Linked DNA regions of Homo sapiens: region 1 is linked to region 2. The links are chromatin loops, found by intact Hi-C in ENCODE. Cell type or tissue: Calu3. All regions are shown on one strand. Each heading gives the region's core, and the rest is flanking DNA. Links, peaks and the distances in the headings are about the cores only.

The links. A loop is a pair of places that touch in the nucleus more often than their neighbours do. Peaks named below come from ENCODE experiments on the same cell type or tissue, not always from the same donor. Only the 100,000 strongest peaks of a DNase experiment are listed, where the experiment ranks them.
Region 1: it touches region 2 in a loop (9-fold over the local background); 4 of 110 quality-filtered maps call a loop at or near these places.

Annotation. Positions count from the first base shown.
Region 1 is chr1:196,740,932-196,746,004 of GRCh38, reverse strand. CFH (complement factor H) reads right to left here. Exons shown (of 22, transcript NM_000186.4): 19 at 3,954-4,130; 20 at 2,377-2,553; 21 at 6-188. Among named protein-coding and RNA genes, the nearest start is that of CFHR3, 31 kb to the left of the region's middle. In Calu3, for the core only: a CTCF peak has its summit at 2,578 (motif pointing left); no DNase peak of the experiment used is centred there.
Region 2 is chr1:196,853,994-196,862,101 of GRCh38, reverse strand. It overlaps the pseudogene LOC100996886. Among named protein-coding and RNA genes, the nearest start is that of CFHR4, 30 kb to the left of the region's middle. RefSeq lists an enhancer at 2,580-3,779. In Calu3, for the core only: no CTCF peak of the experiment used is centred there; no DNase peak of the experiment used is centred there.

The DNA.
Region 1 (5,073 bases), core at 1-5,000, 110 kb after region 2:
CTTACGTAAGCATTTTGGTGGTTCTGACCATTGTCCATTTCTACATGTTATTCGCTTGTTACCCTCAAGTTGATACAAGTTCTGGCATTGGTACTCAACTGATGAAGCTGGAGCATATACTGACAACGGGAATGAAGTAATGTCCCCATTGTCAATAGGTGGAGGGGGCCCACATTTTCCTGTAGAATCTAAAAAACATCATTTCATCACTTGATTTGTTGTGAGAGCAAATCAAAATACAAGTTCAAATAAGGCAAACGCAAACACAGCACTGTATATAATATCAACAGTTTTGTGATTTCTGGTGAAAGAAATGAGTCCTGGAAGAAATTTTAACCCTTTAAACTGAAAGTAATATATTTAAGTTCTTTTCTCCGTACTGAAAGAACACATAAAACATTAACAAATATTGCTGCTTATGGTAGACCAGGATTAAGAAATGTCTTTCCGAATGAATACATGCTAAACATAGAAAACTATGACAAAGGAAGTTTCTTATTTCATATTCGAAAAATCCCATAGGAATTATAAAATGGAAAAGTATGACAAAAATTTTTTAAAAACACTGAATATACTTAATAATACATGGGGAGCTGACAGACAAATAAATCCATGAACTTGAACATACAGCAATATAAATTACCCACTCTGAAAATAAACTGAAAACAAAAAACTGAACTGAGACATTCAGAAAAATACAACAACAAATAATGCCGATGCAGAAAAAGAAGAGAAAGGATATTGGGCTGGAAAAATGAATAAATAAAATGATGCCTGAAAACTTCCCATTTTGACCATAAGGTATAAACTTATATTTAAGAAGCTGAGTGAACTCCAAAGAGGATAAAAACATTGGAATTTATACCAATATACATTAAAATAAAACTACTTTAAAAAAAGAAAAAAATACCTTGAAAGCAACTAGACAAAAACTATGCTTTTCCTCGAGGGGATCAACAATTCAAATGATGCTGAGTTTTTCATCTATAACCATGTGGCACGGTTTTCAAGTGTTCAAAGAACTGTCAACTCCAAATTTGATATCCAGTGACACGATCTTTTACAAGTAAGGGGATCAATACAGACATTCTCAGAGAAAGGGATACCAAGGGAATTTGTCTCCAGTAGACCTATGCCTAAAGATTAACTAAAGGAATTCTTCAAATTAAAATAAAACAGATAAAAGAAAGAGCTTGAGACTTTAGGATCCTGAAAAAATAGAAAAATAGAATGGATAAACAGAGGAGTCAATATAACAGGATATCTTTTTCCTCATAAGTTTTTTCAATTATGTTCGATATTTGAAGCAAGTGAGTTTAATATGGAGCTCAATGTATGCAGAGAAAATACTAGTGGCATTTATACTTACAACGTGGAGAGTGTAAATGGATCTACATGAAAGTAAGGTTTCCATATTCCAGTTGTAGATTTAAATGTCAGTGCCAGTAGACAGTAATATATTATTACATATATAGTATTAGCTAGAGCAACAACTTTTTAAAAGGAGGAGAAAAGCTATACAAAGAGATAGAATGGAAAACAATACATATGAATCGAAATTAATCTCCTTAATAATTTCCCTACAGGGAATGGAGGAATAGGGAAATAGGACTGAAACCCAGAGGAAACAGGCAGAAACAAATAAACGACAGAGATTTAAGTCCTATATATCAATAATTATTTTAAGTGTAAATGGTCCAAGTGCACCAGTTAACAGGCCATGAAAGGATGAATGGATATGTAAACATGACCCAACTATATGCTGTCTACAAAAACTCACTTCAATAATAAACATAGGTAGAGTCTAAGTAAAATAGTGAAAAAAAAAATACAGAAAAACATTAATTTTAAAACATAAAGGTGAGTAAGATACAATTTCCTTTTTTGGTTTCCCTTATTTCATCTCTTTATATTAGAATGACCCAGGACTATGTGCTCGGACTTCTTTTTATAAATACAGTCAGTCACACACCTTTAAATATAATCCATATACTGAAGATGCCCACATTTATATCACAGTCTATGATCTCTCTTCAACTGCCTATTCCATATCTTAGAATGCACATCACTTATGGCTGTCAAATGCACATAATGTATCTTTTATTACACGTATTCCTGAGAAGGAACTAAGTGTTGTAATGCTTAAAAAGTATTGTTTTTCAGGTTCCAACTCTCAATTTGGTCGAATCTTTCTGGAAAATAATATACCCTATTACTTGTGTTCTGTTCACAGGAAGAATTGAATTTTAAGCACCATCAGTCATTTTATTTGCATTTGAAAAATCTATTAATAAAAATGACTTCATTTTGTTTAAATCAACATATTTTAACCCTGCTATACTCCCCCAAAATGTTAAAAGAAATATAATACTCTACCTTTGCATTGAGGTGGTTCCGTCCAGTTTCCATTTAAACACATCACTTCTTCATCCCCAAACATTTCATAAGGGCTCCTACATTGATAACGTACTCTCTCACCAGATGGATATTTACTCATCTGTCTCGACACTATATAAGCATTTTGTACTGTGGGCGGATTCACACAGGAGGTGTCTGAATAGAAAAAAAAGAAGTGGTTCCACCTAGTGTTCATTTTGAGTAGCAAATCAACTGATAACAGTTACAAATATATTTCAAGACGAATTTAAAATAAGTAGACAATCTCATCAAATATTTTGTTGATTTTAATAAATTTAAATGTAATATTGAGGAAAAGACATGAAACTATTTTTTGTAAGGTACAAGCGTTGATGTTTTAAATTTCTTCTTCATCCTTCGCTAGAACACTGATAGACCTTTATTTTTCCCTTCTGGAAGCCAGTGTAAACGAAAGTTTTCCTGGATATCTCTCTTTGAGTTTGAGTAAACAAATATTACCAGTTCTATTTATTTAACATTAATTTATAAAATGCAAAAAGTCAGCATAAATAGATTATGTGATACCAGATTTTTGTTTGCAATCATCCTGCTTATACATTTTAGCCTCTTAAAAATAAACTCAAATAGGCATTTTCTTAGCGAATAAGCAAAGAATTAAAAACACATTTTGAAAATTACCCAAGTTAAAAGGAGGAAGAATGGTTAATCAAAGGATCCAAATTGGAGATGTGGAAAAATTTTTTTAAAAAGCCTATAATAATAAAAATAACCTCAGATAATTTAATTGCCAATGATTAAGGATATTATGCTGAACAATGCAAAATTCATCAGAGAGTTTCATATCCATGTGTAGTGAATAGACTATAGCAATGCTTCTCACTCGGAAGTGTAAATAGAATTCCCTGGAGGTGTTGGTAAAACAGTTTCAGGGTTTTACTTTGAGACTTTTGATTCTGGATGTCTAGAATGAGCTTACGGAATTTTATTTTCATTTCAAACAATCTCCAAGAAGATGATGATGCTACCGGTTTAGCGACCACACTTTGAGAACTATTGAGCTAAGATTAATCATCAAATACTCAGTTCCATCTTTTTATTTTTAGGCATACGACTACTTTGTCCTGCCGTAAAAACTTAATTTATGTCCATTTTAATGATGTTAGAGACAATTCTATATTTTATTCCCAAAACACTCTATATAAATAAATTGTACTTATATATTTATTTATTTCAGGTTTATTTATTTTTTTGAGACGGAATCTCACTCTGTCACCCTGGGTGGAGTGCAGTGGCACGATCTTGGCCCACTTCAATCTTCATCTCCCTGGTTCAAGCGATTCTCCTGCCTCAGTCTCCCAAGTAGCTGGGACTTCAGATGCATGTCACCATGCCCCACTATTTTTTTGTATTTTTAGTAGAGACGGGTTTTCACCATGTTGGCCAGGCTGGTCTCGAACTCCTGACCTCAAGTGATCCGCCCACCTCGGCCTCCCAAAGTGCTGGGATTACAGGCGCCAGCCACTGGGCTGGGCCCACACATTATATAAATAAATTTTGAAAATTCACCAAAGTACCTCTGCATGTTGGCCTTCCTGTCCATCTGCTATTAATGCATGTTACATTACTGGCTCCATCCATTTTGTAATATGTTGCACAAGTGTAAGTCACTTGCTCACCCGCCTTATACACATCCTTCTTCTCTCCCATGGGTATGGCATTTTCAAAGCTAGGTAAACTGAGACAATCTGTTTCTGAAATAGGAAAAATATGTATTTGTTCCGCAAATCTTTAAAAATAGGTTACATACAATACATGTAATGGATTCTAAAATAGCGATATATAGAATCAATGAATACTGTACAACATTTTTCTTATAACTTGAGAAAATATATTAGCCATTTTGTCTTAATTACATTAAATTCTTCTAAATCTATTAAAAATACAAGATAGAAATGATATTAGAAGACTGAAGAAATATTGGTAGCCGTAGCAATTGAGATTACACATTTTTTTGTTCACATTATTTTTGTCCATACTTGCCACCTGATATGGTTAGGCTTTGTGTCCTCACCCAAATCTCATCTTGAATAATAATCTCCAGGTGTTGAGAGAGAGACCTGGTGGGAAGTGATTGGATCATGGTGGCAGTTTCCCACATGCTGTTCTCACGATGGTGAGTGAGTTCTCACAAGATATGATGATTTAATAACTGTTTAGAAGTTCCTCCTTCACTCACTCCTCTCTCTCCTGCCACCTTGTGAAGAAGGTGCCTGCTTCCCCTTCAGCGGTAATGGTAAGTTTCATGACACCTCCTCAGTCATGAGGAACTGTGATCAATTAAAATTTTTTCTTTTATAAATTACCCAGTCTCAGGAAGGTCTTTACAGCAGTGTGAAAACGGAATAATACACCACCTATATTGTGTGTGCATTTCCAAATTTTTTGCTTCTATCAAATGTGAAATACTTATAATGATTTTTTAAAATATTTCAGAAAATGTACTTATAGGCAGATTGTTGATAAACTGACAGAAGATTGAATAATGTGGAGATTGATGAGTAGAGGCAGCTGTGCCCTAAGAACAGAGATGAGAAGTCTGAGAATATACATCAGAGGATGCTTAAAGTTCACACAAGATGATGTGAAAATGAACTAATTTGGCTTATAATGTCAAATGTTTTAATTACTACAGCT
Region 2 (8,108 bases), core at 1,905-6,904:
AGGAACATCACACACTGGGGCCTGTTGGGACATGGGAGGCAAGGGGAGAGATAACATTAGGACAAATAGCTAATGCATGTGGAGCTTACAACCTAGATTATGGGTTGATGGGTGCAGCAAACCACTATGGCACATGTATATATACCTATGTAACAAATCTGCAGATTCTGCACATATAAACCAGAACTTAAAGTATAGTAATAAAAAAAGCACACACAGAGACATGCCATTTATCCAACAAAGCCACTCCTAGATATGAAGCCATGAGGAATAAATTTGTGTTTATATAAAAACTGTAGGTGAATATTTTTCTTACCAGCATGATTCACAAATGCCAAAAACTATGCAAATGCCTTTCAACAAGTGAATGGATTAACAGTCTGTGACCTATGATACAATGGAATAATACTTAGCAATAAAAAAAAATATTCTAGGTAGTGTGATGAAATCCTTTGCCATTCAACTCTATCCTGCCCAGGGCATGAATCCTCCCTTTGTCTAGTGTAGACACATTTTATACTTCCCGCCTGTTAGTCACTTAGTAGTCTTCACAGTTATCAGATGGAAAAATGTAGCTTACTTGGGTTTTATAGTATTAACTATTTCAGGCATCTGCTGGGGGGCTTGGAACATACCCCACGTGGATAAGAGGGACTAATGCAGCTTTTGTCTCCCACAGATAAGGACAGACTACTCTAACTTCAGAAGAATCATTCAGAAGGCACCAGTATTTCAAGTTTTACAAGTCCAGAAAAATTGATATTCTGTGATGTATTTGGCAAATGTTTTCTTTAAGTGACTATTTTAAAGGAAACCACAGCCAGTTTGCACTCATGCAGGACACACTCCAATATCTGTCTACTGTACTCGCACAAGTATATTTAAATTTTTCTGCTTATTTTCACAACATGGTTATGAGGAATTTAGATTTTGTTAAATTGAAAAGTACTGTGATTCACTGACAATTGACTGTACATTGAAAATACAATGTTGATATCGCAATCTGAAGATGAAGCTAAGACTTGTTAATTATATGACCACCATAAAGTAGCTAAATAACTTGACTAAAGTACAGGGTCTAGCATGAAGAGTAAAACAGTAACATTCTCAAGAATAACTTGAGCCAGGCACACTTGGGATAGTGAAAGAAATAAAGAAAGGAAAGGAAGGAAGAAAGGAAGAAAATGGAAAGAAAAGAAAAAAAAGAAAGAAAGGAATGAAGGAAGGAAGGAAAGACAGAAAGAAAGACAGAAAGAAAGAAAAGAAAGGAAAGAAAGGAAAAGAAAGAAAGAAAGAAAGAAAAAGAAAGAAAGAAAATAAGTAGTTGATTCTTCAAACAACTCCAAATCCAAAACAAGAGGCATAAACCTTGATTGAGTTGTTTGATACCAGGAGAAATTGCATATTCAATCAAAGCATATTATTAGCCAGAAGAAAGAAAAAAGAAAGGAAGGAAGGAGAAAGAAAGAAAGAAAGAAGGAAAGAAAGGAAAAAAAGAAAGAAAGAAAGAAGAAAGAGAAAGAAAGAAAAGAACGGAAAGGAAAGGAAAGGGGAAAAAAGTAGTTCACTCTTAACAGCAGAAAGAAAGAAAGAGAAAAAACAAAAGAAAGAGAAAGAAAGGAAAGAAAGGAAGAGAAAAAAGAGAACAAAAAGGAAGAAAGAAAAAAAAAGAGAGAGGAAGAGAAAGAAAGAAAGAAAAAGAAGGAAAGAAAGAGAGAAGGAAGGAAAGAAGGAAGGAAAGAAAGGAAGGAAGGAAGGAAAGAAAGAAAGAAAGAAAGAAAGAGAAAGAAAGAAAGAAAGAAAGAAAGAAAGAAAGAAAGAAAGAAAGAAAGAAAGAAAAAGAAGAGGGAAGGGGAGGGGAGGGGACACACTGTGAAAGAGAAAAAGAAGATGGGAGGGGAGGGGAGGGGACAAAATATACAATATAGCATATACTGTATGAGAAAGGTACTATAAAAATTGTTAGGGAAATGTTGAGTTTGCCATATTTTATTTAAAAATAAAATATAGCTATTATCATGAATAAAATCAACACACAATTTTAAAATATGAAAAAAGGTAGCATGTAAATTTTTACAATAAAAATAGTATAATGGCTCTGTGTTTTTGAAGTATTCCTTTAAATAGAAACAAAAAATATTCATCATAAGAAAAGATTGATGATTATTTAGTAAAACGAGCAACTTATATTCATAATACACAAAAAAGGGAAGAAAAATACTAGCCACAAAAAAGAATGCATTTGGATTACATATAATTAAAAGAGATTTTATATTCAGAATTAGTAAGATGACTCCAACTAATAAATACCAAAACTCCCAAAAAGGTAAGTCAAAAAACCTGCATTTTCAAAGATTAGAACAATCAAATACCAATTAAACTGTGAATATATATTCCAAACCCAATTAGTAATAAAGGAAATGCAAATTTACACTACAATGGTAAAACATTTTATAGCCACTCAATTTGTAAATATTAAAATGTGACATCACCAATCATTAACATGTAAAACACCTAAGAAGGAACTGTTGATATAAATGTATATTGGGATAAATAATATAGGAAACCTTCTAGAGTCGAATATGCACAATATCCCAGAAAATCCATTTGTACTTACATATAATAGAGAAAGTTAGATAACTTTATTGTAAAAGTGACCTATGACTGTTTGAATGTATGAATGACATTATTGGCTATCATTGTACTCACTTTCTATTTTAAACTATAAATGTATAATCATTTTGAGTCAAATGATTGATTCCAAAGTACATATTAATATTGATACACGAGTTAAGAAGAAATTATTTAGGCAGATAATGAGGGTACAGGAGTCCTTGGTAAAGTTTTCCTTTTAATAATAGGAGCCCCCAAATCATTTCTTTTTCTAACAAAGTGGAACCTGTAAAACAGAGATGTAAACATAGACAAGCAAGTTGGAAGCTTGCAAGGTGAATGGCAGCAGTTGTGCCAATAGGAAAAGGCTACCTGGGACTAGGCATGTTCATATGGCAACTCCATCTTCCCTTCTCTTTGCCAGCCACGTGTACAGTAAGGAAAAGGCAACATGGCGCTGGCCAGGCAAAGATCCCATTTGCATAATAAGATTAGGGTGGGGCAGCCAGCTTCCTAGCACATTATGTAAATATCACACCTGGTCCAATCAATCTTTGGGCCCTATGTAAATCAGACACTGCTTCCTCAAGCCTGTTTATAAAATCCAGTGCACCCCAGCCGGGGCCAGAATTCACTTTTGGGTGCCCCTCTCTCTCACAAGAGACAGAGCTGTTCTCCTTTCTCTTTCTTTTGCCTATTAAACCTGCGATCCTACGCCCACTCCTTGTGTGTGTCCATGTCCTTAATCTTCTCAGTGCCAGATGAGAAACCTCGGGTATTTACTCCAGACAATGATGCCATTTCAATATGTCTTAATTTAACCAACAAGTATTGTTTTCAAACTCTTTTACTGTATTCTTGACTAATGCCCAATAATAGGAGCATTTATTTTACTATGAACTTATCAAGAAATGTGTATATTTGTTTATACAGAATTGAAAAAATAAAACTAAATAGGTCCGATGGCGAAGCAAGTTGACATAAATATTTTGCCGCAGTTAATATAGATGAGTCTTAGCATGTCATCTGTGTTACTTAGAAAGACATGAACTTGCTGGGATCTCAGAGTAGTGTACTTAGTGACACGGATGCATCTGCAAGGAGGAGACCAGCCATTCTCCATACATGTAACTGTGGTCTGCTCATTTGGAAGACCACAGCCAGGAAGGAAGGCAACTTCTACAGAGTTACCCTGTACAAACTTTCTTCCGTAATTTTCATTATGTCCATTTTCCAAATAAGGAAAATAACGTTTTCCTAAGGACGATAACAATGATAAATGAATAAAGTAAATGAGACACAAAAATGTGCTCAAAATAGTATATTACAATTATTTTTAAAATATTTAAATAAGATTGCATAAACATCCAAAAACAATGTATAACTGAATATGAACTAAAATTACTAACAAAGGTTTGTACAAAAAGAAATATCAATATTTAATACTACTTAAGTTTTTATAATTAAAATATGTATCAATTATATAGATATTCTCATAAAGTCTCTATATTTATTTCTCGTGATTTTTAAGAACTCATAATAGAAAAGATCTATTTTGGTCATTTTGCTTGAACAACTCTTTTCTTGGCCCTATTTCTGTTATATAAGTCAAGTGTAATCACTTATGTGCTCTCCTCTCTTCAATCTTTGAAAGTTTTATACATATATGGCTGTCCAGAGGTTTACTTACTGAGACATGGTACTGCTGGCGACCACCCATCTTGTGTGCAATAAATGTAATCCTAGTAACTTCCTGAAGGAGTCTCAAAAGATTCATCACAGTAATAGGAGTAAGATTTTCCTACAGCTACTGGAAAGTATGGTCTACACATACTTTCATAATATAGACCTCCATGTTTAATGTCTGGAAAATCACAAGATTTCACTTGCAATAAAAAACAAAAAAAAGTATGAATACTTTTTACTGTAATAAATAATCATATTAGAGATAAATTTTTTTATCACTGAATTATATTCTCTTCTTAGAATAATTACACATTCCATTAGGGTTTCTAGGTCAAAACAAATGATAGAACTCAGATGACTAAGATATGTGACGAGAAGGTCTTTGCTAATGAAGATGAGATTATGTCTTGTGGATCACGTGATGCATAAATTTGTAGGAAGGCTCTCTAGAAGGAAAAATGTACAAACCTATTTAATGTATTCCCCTTGAGTACATATACCCTACCTCTGGCTAATTAAATGAGCTTTTTGGTTGAGAAATATGTCAATTTTATCACTTAGCTCAGGTATTCCTTTTTTTTTTCTTTTCTACTGTCATCAGTAAACAGAGCCCTGTATTTTCTTCTCAGAAAAATTCAATGTAAGGAGGTAGTATTTTGAGGGATTTAAGGTTTTTATTGTTTTGGATTAAATTCATGGGCTGCGCACGGTGGCTCATGCCTATAATCCCAGCTCTTTGGGAGGTTGAGGCAGGCAGATCACTTGAGGTCAGGACTTCGAGACCAGCCTGGCCAACATGATGAAACCCGTTTCTACTAAAAATACAAAAAAAATTAGCTGGGCCTGGTGGTGCGCCCTTGTAATTCCAGCTACTTAGGAGGCAGAGGCAGGAGAATCGCTTGAACCCAGGAGGCAGAGTTTGCAGTGAATTGAGATTGCGCCATTCCACTCCAGTCTGGGTGACAGAGTGAGGCTCCATCTCAAAAAATAAAAATAAAAATAGAAAACAAATAAATTCACTAGGCTCTTTTCTAATTACTGGACAATATAAACATATTGAGGAACACAAAAATTTTTCTTTGATAATACCGCACAGAAAAATAACACAGCTAATTCACGCCTCAAACAAGTCACTGAGCCAAGATTTCCAGTGTTTATTAAACCGCAGAAATAGACTAGGAATATTTCTTAATATCCAAATAGTTAAGATTATGATAAACTTTTTTTGTTGATTCCTAATTTTGTTCATTCCACTTTCCTGTGTGCAAGAGAAACCTGCTTGTGGGCTGAAAGTGACTAGACCACTTTCAGCAGGCACACAGGCACCGTGCTTGCCTTGCAAGGGAGTATAGATCCATCCTAGGAGACAGGTGGCCCCAGTGCTTGGGCACAGATGTAGAGAGGGGGACATCTCCCCTGCACCCAATTCTGTGGACATAGCTGTGGTCACTCGCAAAGGAGACTGGTGCAGACACACCAGAGGACAGACATTCTAGGGGGATTAGCGGTGGCTGCAACCCCAGTGGTGAGGTGCCCAATTGAGCCAGGCTTGCGTGAAAGACAAGGCCCTACCTCCTCTTTACACAGAACAGCAGTGTTCCTGTAGGAGAGAGCAGGAGAGCTGAAATGTGTGTTTTGAGCTGAGGGAGGCGGCTCCACATAGAAGAAATTTGACAGGGAACTGCAAGGCAAACGCATTTCATAGATGTCATCTACGCAGCCTGGAGAAAGAAAGTGGTGACTCTTTAACCTCATTAACTTCTGTCTAACATATTTTTCTTAACAGTGCTTACAAGTGAAGATATCTGAATTGTGTAGTGAAATATATTTTCCAAGGAACTGCTTCTGAGCTCATTAGCAATTAAAACAAAAATAAATTATAAAATCAACTCAAAAGATAACTGCAGTTTTTAAAATAGAGTGTAATAAAAACAAGGTTTGTATGTATAATTTTGAATCATACAACTTAAAACGTGGAGGGCTCAGAAGAGATCAACTCTTCTACCCCCACCCCCGACATATGGCAATATCCGTATAGGTCACACTTTTAGAAAATCACTTGACCTCTGATTCGATGTTGGATAATACTGTTACCTGCTTCACTGACTGTGACAGTCCTCATCAAAAGTTAACTTGCTCCCCTTCATAAATGTTTTCAAATATCTCAAGACAGTCATTATAATGCTATAACTGTATCTTTTTGCATGCTTCTTATGCTATAATTTCTTTAACTCTTCAACTATCTATATATTCTCTTCTATGCCTTGATAGTTGGAAACCAATCATTTTAAAATATGGTAGGCTAAGTACAGTATATTATTACAGGCATGATATTTGGTGGGCAAACCACACAGCTGAAATTAATTTGTCGACACTGAAAAACATCATTTCCTCATGAAGCCTAAAAGAGATAGATGTTCTCCTCAGTACCACCATTGTCTATTAATATTAAGGTTATTAATGAAAATCTTCATTTTCCTCCACTTAATTTACTTTAGAAGCTAAATACAAATGTTGTTTCCACTAGGTAAATCTGCCAACAACAAAAAATTCTTTTTTGACTTGAATGCCGCATGAATGATTTATCTGTTCTTAACAGATAAATAAAAAAGACTTTTTTTTTTTTTTTTTTTTGAGACAGAGTCTTGCTCAGTTGCCCAGGCTGGAGTGCAGTGGCTCGATCTCCGCTCACTGCAAGCTCTGCCTCCTGGATTCACGCAATGCTCCAGCCTTAGCCTCCCGAGTAGCTGGGACTACAGGCACCCGCCACCATGCCCAGCTAATTTTTTTTGTATATTTTTTAGTAGAGACGGGGTTTCACCGTGTTAGCCAGGATCGTCTCAATCTCCTGACCTCGTGATCCGCCCTCCTCAGCCTCCCAAAGTGTCGGGATTACAGGCGTGAGCCACCGCGCCTGGCCCAAAAGACATTTTTGAAGGAAGTTAAAATTTTAATTAAAAACATGTTGCTGATTTCTTTTGCTTTGAAGATTAGTTCTCTTGAGATAAATGGTATAGAGTAATATTCTTTGAATGTATATATGAATTTCAATATAGACATAGGTTTGCTGTAATAGCTATTTTCTCTGAGTCAGCTGTAAAAATATTCCATGCTCTATTTATTCGTAATATAGTAATTATTGACAGAACATTTTTTGGGGGAAATTCATGTCAATCATTCTCATTACCTCTCTCAATAATAACTGAACTTCTGCAATTGTGGTATTCCCTTTCACTCAATTTTTTTCTGTCAAAACAAACAAACAAATAAACACAACAGGCATAAAAAAACCCTGGCAATAACCTTTGATATCATCGTCTCTCAACCAAATTCTTCTGAGATTACAGCAACCGTAACTAGTTTCCTGATCCTGACCTCTCATCTTTATAATCTATTTTCCTGTGTATAAATTAATGACCTTTCATCTGGTCATTTTATTTCTCCACTTAAAATCTTTAATGGAACTCAAGTCAGCTAACAGGACAAGAAGCTCATTTCACTTTCTCTACTTCTACTAACATAGTATGGTCTCTTCAGCAATTCTGGAGGTTTTATCAGCATTAATTTAAACTGAACTTATCTACAACTATACCAAGTTAAGCTCAAGCTGTCAGTTTAGGGTGCACACATCAGCAATGATTGTGTTTTGGAAAAGAGAGACAAGAAATATGACTGTAGCATAAAAAAATCTGAAATGTAGCAAATTATCTCCAGATATAAAACATTTTGTTTAGTTTTGTGGCATTTTGTTTGTATGCGATGGCATGCATTCTTACCATAGTTAGAATTCATGTATCAGATGAGACATA